2 separate regions of the Homo sapiens genome follow, and region 2 is linked to region 1. A link is an interaction called in ENCODE POLR2A ChIA-PET data of the cell type or tissue named here. Cell type or tissue: PC-9. All regions are shown on one strand. Each heading gives the region's core, and the rest is flanking DNA. Links, peaks and the distances in the headings are about the cores only.

Evidence for each region. Peaks named below come from ENCODE experiments on the same cell type or tissue, not always from the same donor. Only the 100,000 strongest peaks of a DNase experiment are listed, where the experiment ranks them.
Region 2: POLR2A ChIA-PET joins it to region 1 with 10 read pairs; 2 of 35 experiments call an interaction of 5 or more read pairs at or near these places.

The regions. Positions count from the first base shown.
Region 1 is chrX:68,431,920-68,434,837 of GRCh38, reverse strand. OPHN1 (oligophrenin 1) reads left to right here and starts at 1,343. Exons shown (of 25, transcript NM_002547.3): 1 at 1,343-1,670; 2 at 1,814-1,971. The coding sequence starts at 1,818. In PC-9, for the core only: no CTCF peak of the experiment used is centred there; DNase peaks (open chromatin) are centred at 957 and 1,407; H3K4me3 peaks cover 2,458 bases; H3K27ac peaks cover 1,940 bases.
Region 2 is chrX:68,329,185-68,332,102 of GRCh38, reverse strand. The region is part of intron 2 of OPHN1 (oligophrenin 1); the gene reads left to right. Among named protein-coding and RNA genes, the nearest start is that of OPHN1, 100 kb to the left of the region's middle. In PC-9, for the core only: no CTCF peak of the experiment used is centred there; no DNase peak of the experiment used is centred there.

The sequences.
Region 1 (2,918 bases), core at 91-2,590:
GAGCAGCTTGAGCCGGAAAAGGTAAGGAACCAGATTCTACCCCTAGACTATCTGAAAATGAACACAACCCTTCTAACATCTTGATTTGATCCCAGTGAGGCCCATTTCTGATTTCTGCCTTCTGGAACTGTAGATTATAACTTTATGCTGATTTAGGACATCAAGTTTGTGGTAATTTGTCACAGCAGCAACAGGACCCTAATTCAGGTGGGTCAGCCACTATTATTCTATTTACAACCCCCTTCCGTTCTGGCTTTCTTCACAGGGCAATCTAATGTAAACACTTCTGCAGAATTAAAGGGATCTCTTTGCCCACGCACAAACTATTTTTTAGTTTTTCGAGCCTCTACCTACCCTTAGTCTCAAGACAGCTGCCTTTAAGGTAAGCTGCAAGACAATTTATAACATCCTATTCTTAGACTTTCCACTTACACATGGAAAATCATATGCATTATCGGCGTCTGCCACAAAAGCCATGCTCTGAGGTCCTATTCAGGAAAATATTAACTCTGAATTATGGCCTCCCTTTCTTTGGCAGGGGGCACTGAGCTTCACGGAGACCCTAGAGTAGGAATCAACCCTTCAGGTCGAAGGCCCAAGGGAATTAGAGCACTTAGAGCAGGAGACATGGGAAAAGAAAGAGGAAAAGAAGTTGGTAGGTCCGAAGGAGGCTGGAAAGAGGGGAAGGCAAAAGAATACACAACCCAGCCGAATCATGGGAATTGAGAGATGGCTTCCTGCAATCTAGTCTTGCGGGTTCTTGCTCTAGTTTCGGAAACTTCCCCCGCAGAGTCCAGCGCCGCGCACCTGCCCCTTGGGGCCGGTCCCTGCGCAGGAGCCTGCGGCAGGCTGGGAATGCCGTTCTGGGAGAGCAGCCTCCCAGGCGGGGTGGTGGGGAGACTGCAGGGAGGAGTCTTGGGGAGTGCAAACGGAAAGACTACATCTCCCAGGCCGCCACGCTTTCCAGCTGGAGTCCTAGGGCGCTGACTGCTCCCCAGTTTCCGTAGGGAAGCGCTGGGCTACCGCGGCTATTGTGCGTCGCGCTCTCGCCCTCCTCTTCCCGCTGCAGTGTCTATGGAGCGAGGCTACGTTTCATTGCCGCCCTGGCTTAACCCTTCCGGCGCCTAAAAGGACGGCCGGCCGGCCGGCTCCCTTGCACCAGGAAGAAGTCTTAGCAGCCAGCGGGCCCTGGTCAGGAAACTCTAAGGTACAAGGAAAACAGTTGAGGAAGGAGCCAGAGCGCTCCGGTTTGGTCCTCGGGCTTCGCTGGGGCGGGGCGCAGGCGTTGGCTTTAAGAAAGGGGAGGGGACAGTGCAATCCGGGTTGCCCGCGGAGTTCGGCCAAGGAAGTCTTCCGCTCGCTCCGGAGCGAGGAGCCTGTAGAGAGGCTGTTCCCAGCTCCAGCTCTAACCTCGCCTACACCTTGGGCGGGCCCAAGTGTCACGTTTGCAATTGCTCAGGAAGGATCCGGCCCGTCTCCGGAGGCAAGTCGGGCTGCGGTTTTTGCTGCTTATCTGGGAAGGCGATGCCTAAGGGACATGCTGCTTGCTAGGCAGCACCCTGCCGGGATCCGACTGCGATAGTTAGCTCTCCCTGGCCCTGAAGCCATCGCCGGGGCGCCTGTTCTCTGTCCGGACCAGCCAGCGCTCCTCAGGAGTCTCACTGAAACAGGTACCTGTCCTCCAAAGGGACGGAGGCTATGAGCTTCCTTAAGCGGGTCGCGCGCTCAGTCCGTCCCCTCTACTTCCTCTACTGTGCCATTGATGCTCTCGGTCTTTGTGTCTTTCCCCTTTCCCCCTACTCCCGGCCATCAGAACCATGGGTCATCCCCCGCTGGAGTTCAGCGACTGCTACCTGGACAGCCCCGATTTCCGCGAGAGGCTCAAGTGTTATGAGCAGGAACTGGAGAGGACCAACAAATTCATCAAAGACGTAATCAAAGACGGCAACGCGCTTATCAGCGCTATGAGAAGTAAGTGCAAGGCTTCGATGAGCTGTTTCTCTGAGCTGGTGTGTCTGGCCTTTAAGCCTTTCCACACCACCAGGGGAAGGGAGATTGCAGGGTGACTCCCAGCCCAGATCTCTGAGGCAAATGGGTTTCCCACACTTGGGGAGTGGAGATAGTAGAAGTGGAAAGTGGTGGATACAACCAGAACTTTGGGCCTTTTCCTTTAGTGGTTTTGACCTTATAAGACGTGATCCGTAGCTGTGCCAGGGACCCTCTTGCTCAGCAATTACCCTTACTTGGCAGATGATTGTTCTTAAGGGACAATCTGCTGTACTGTTAGACATATTCAGCACCCCTGTCTGGGGCAAAGTGACATCCAAGCTGACCAAGGAACTGCCCCAGCACCTCCTAAACAATTGGGGATTAAGGTCAGCAGCTTGAATAATAATTTTGTCCTGGTCTCTGGTTGCTACAGATAAGTGTGGGGGGCAGTAAAAAATTCGCCATGGCAAGTTATTTTTTAAGGAAAGCACCTTTGCCCCAGTGAATTATTTTCTTTATCACACTGAGCTATGGTTTAGGTCAAGGTCAGTCTAAGTTCAGGATTATTGGATGGCTTCACCTGCCACTGAATTCTGCTTGAGTGTGGAACAAAGAGCTGACTACTTAGTCCCTGCCACAAGGGGCCCAGCCCCCAGGGAGTAAAATAGGGATAGGGTTGGGGGCTGCTGGGCTGAAGGAACTTCACCTAGCTTCGCTTTTCCAGTGCTCACAGCTGACTCAGCTGTGGGAAGCTCTCTCCTTCCCCCATTGTGTGTGGAGGTTTTTTTTCTGCTTGTTGGTAGGAGGCTTGGAGTAAAAGAAAGAATAATAAACATCCCCAACGAGAGTGCAGGCAAGCCAACCCTTTATGCCAAAGCATATACACAGAAGAATGGAGGGTAATGATTGGGTGGAGTGATAATTAATTT
Region 2 (2,918 bases), core at 98-2,597, 100 kb after region 1:
TTCTGTCATGTTTGCTTCAGATCGTTCTCATTCTTTTTTCTTATTTATTTATTTATTTATTTATTTATGAGACAGAGTCTCACTGTGTCACCAGGCTGGAGTGCAATGGTGCGATCTCGGCTCACCACAACCTCTGCCTCTCAGGTTCAAGTGATTCTCCTGCCTCAGCCTCCCCAGTAGCTGGGACTACAGGCATGCACCACCACACCAAGCTAATTTTTTTGTAGTTTTAGTAGAGACAGAGTTTCACCATGTTGGCCAGATTGGTCTCGATCTCTTGACCTCGTGATCCACCTGCCTCAGCCTCCCAAAGTGCTGGGATTACAGGCAGGAGCCACTGCACCCGGCCTCTTTTTTTTTTTTTTTTTTTTTGATACAGAGTCTAGCTCTGTCACCCAGGCTGGAATGCAGTGGTGCGATCTTGGCTCACTGCAACCTGTGTCTGGTGGATTCAAGTGATTCATGTGTTTCAGCTTCCCAGGTAGTTGGGATTACAGGTGCCTGCCACCATACCCAGCTGATTTTGTTTTTTTAGTAGAGACTGGGTTACACCGTATTGGCCAGGCTGGTCTCGAACTTCTAGCCTCAAGCTATCCACCCACCTCGGCCTCCCAAAGTGCTGAGATTACTGGCTTGAGCCACCGCACCTGGCCCAGATCGATCTCATTTTCTAAGTAAAACATAGAGATAGTGAAATCTGCGTTTACCTCTTTCCCCAGTCCTTATTACTTTCTCTCACCAAGGGCAGCCACAATGCTGAATTTGGTATTTATCCTTCTTGGCAATGTTTTCTGTTTATATATAATATTATAATCATTATGTAATATAATTATATATTAATACATATATCTACTAATATATAATTAATACAATACATTATAATTATAAGATATAACTATTATATAATTATGTACTATATTGTATATAATCATATATAAATTATACAAGTACAATATAATTTTACATAAATTATATAAACATAACTATATAAATTATATATATAATTTTATGTACATTATATAAGTATACTTTTACAGAATTATACATCTTATGTATATTATATATGAGATATATATTAGATATATACTAGATGTATACATTTGTTGTTTGTGTCTATATATATGGAATAGAAAACATGGCCAAGAAGAATGCATGCCAAATATATATTTAAATATATTAATATGTAATATATTTAATAAATCTATATTTAATAGTTATATTAAATATTTTAGTTATATAAATATATAAATGCTTATATTTATAGATACTATGAATATTATATAGAGATATAAATATATATTTGTGCTGGAAATGTTTTGTATATTTAAATTTTTTTTACAAGTGGAATCATACTATATGTACTTCAACTTGTTTTTTTTTCCACTTAGCATTGTTCTTTTTCGAATTTTAGATATTTTCATGTTGATATACAGTATATAGATATAATTCATTCTTCACTTTTTTTTTAAAGAGGCAGAGTCTCACTATGTTGCCCAGGTTGGGCTCGAACGCCTGGGCTCAAATGATCCTCCTGCCTCAGCCTCCCAAGTAGCTGGAACTAAAGGCACTTGTTGCCATGCTGGGATTCATTAACTTATAATACTCACTAGGACACTTCTGTTATGAATATTGTTGGGAAAATTAAAAATTAAATCTCTTGCTAACTTAGAAAATCCTTTTCACAAATGTGGAAAAGAAAGAAAACTGGCCGAGCGCTGTGCTCATGCCTGTAATCCCAGCACTTTGGGAGGCTGAGGCAGGCAGATCACCTGAGGTCAGGAGGTCGAGGCCAACCTGGCCAACATGGTGAAACCCTGTCTGTACAAAAATACAAAAATTAGCTGGGCATGATGGTGGGTGCCTGTAATCCTACTACTCGGGAGGCTGAGGCGGGAGAATCGCTTGAACCCAGGAGGTGGAGGTTGCTGTGAGCCGAGATCTTGCTGTTGCACTCCAGCCTGGGCGACAGAGTGAAACTCTGTCTCAAAAAAAGGAAGAAAAAAAAAAAGAAAAAGAAGAAAGGAAAAGAAAGAAAACCATTGTGTTACTGAAAGCATTAAATCAGACGGGGATGTGAATGACAGGTAATACACTAATGAGACTGTAAGCATAGAAAGAAATGTCACACTTTTACATAGGCAAGAATATATGATCCATTTACATATGTGTTCTCAATATAAAGCATAACTTGCCCTCCAGTTAGATTTGACAGCACTTTTATTTTACATAGTTCAGGCAATATTCACCTTGTAGTTGAGGTGGCCATATGTTAGCTAATTGCCTTTATCCAAAGAAAAAAATATAACTTCTCTTGTCTATATGCCCAGCAGGCATTTAAGATTTAAAGCAAGGTACCTAAGCTAAACTCCCTGAGGTAACAAGGAGATAGAGGTATATTTATCTTGATGTTAATGTTTCAAAGAGATGGATCCCCAGGTCCTTAAGAAAAATATTAGGTGGTCATGCTGGCAAGAGGCTTATTTAGCTCTTTAGAACATTTGCATAGTTATAGAAAAGATAGAAGGTGGCTTTGTAATAACCTTTTCTTGAGGAAATGCTCTAAGAAAAGGAAGAATGGAAAAGCCTTTTCCTATTCAGCAACTGGGAACATTCAATCCTACTATATACTACATATTTATTTATTCATTTACTTATAAATGGGCATGTAGGCTATTTCTAATATTTCATTATTTCCCATAATATGCCAATGAACATCCTTATCTATGCCTTCCTGGGCAGTGTGCAAGAGTTACTCAGATTATGAGCATTGTTAATACTACAGATATTTCCAAATTGTATTCCTGAGTGCTTATACACATTTATACTTACACCAACAAATATAAGACTATCCACTTTATCCATTTGTTCACATCATTAAGATTTGAGGCTGGGTACAGTGGCTCATACCTGTAATCCCT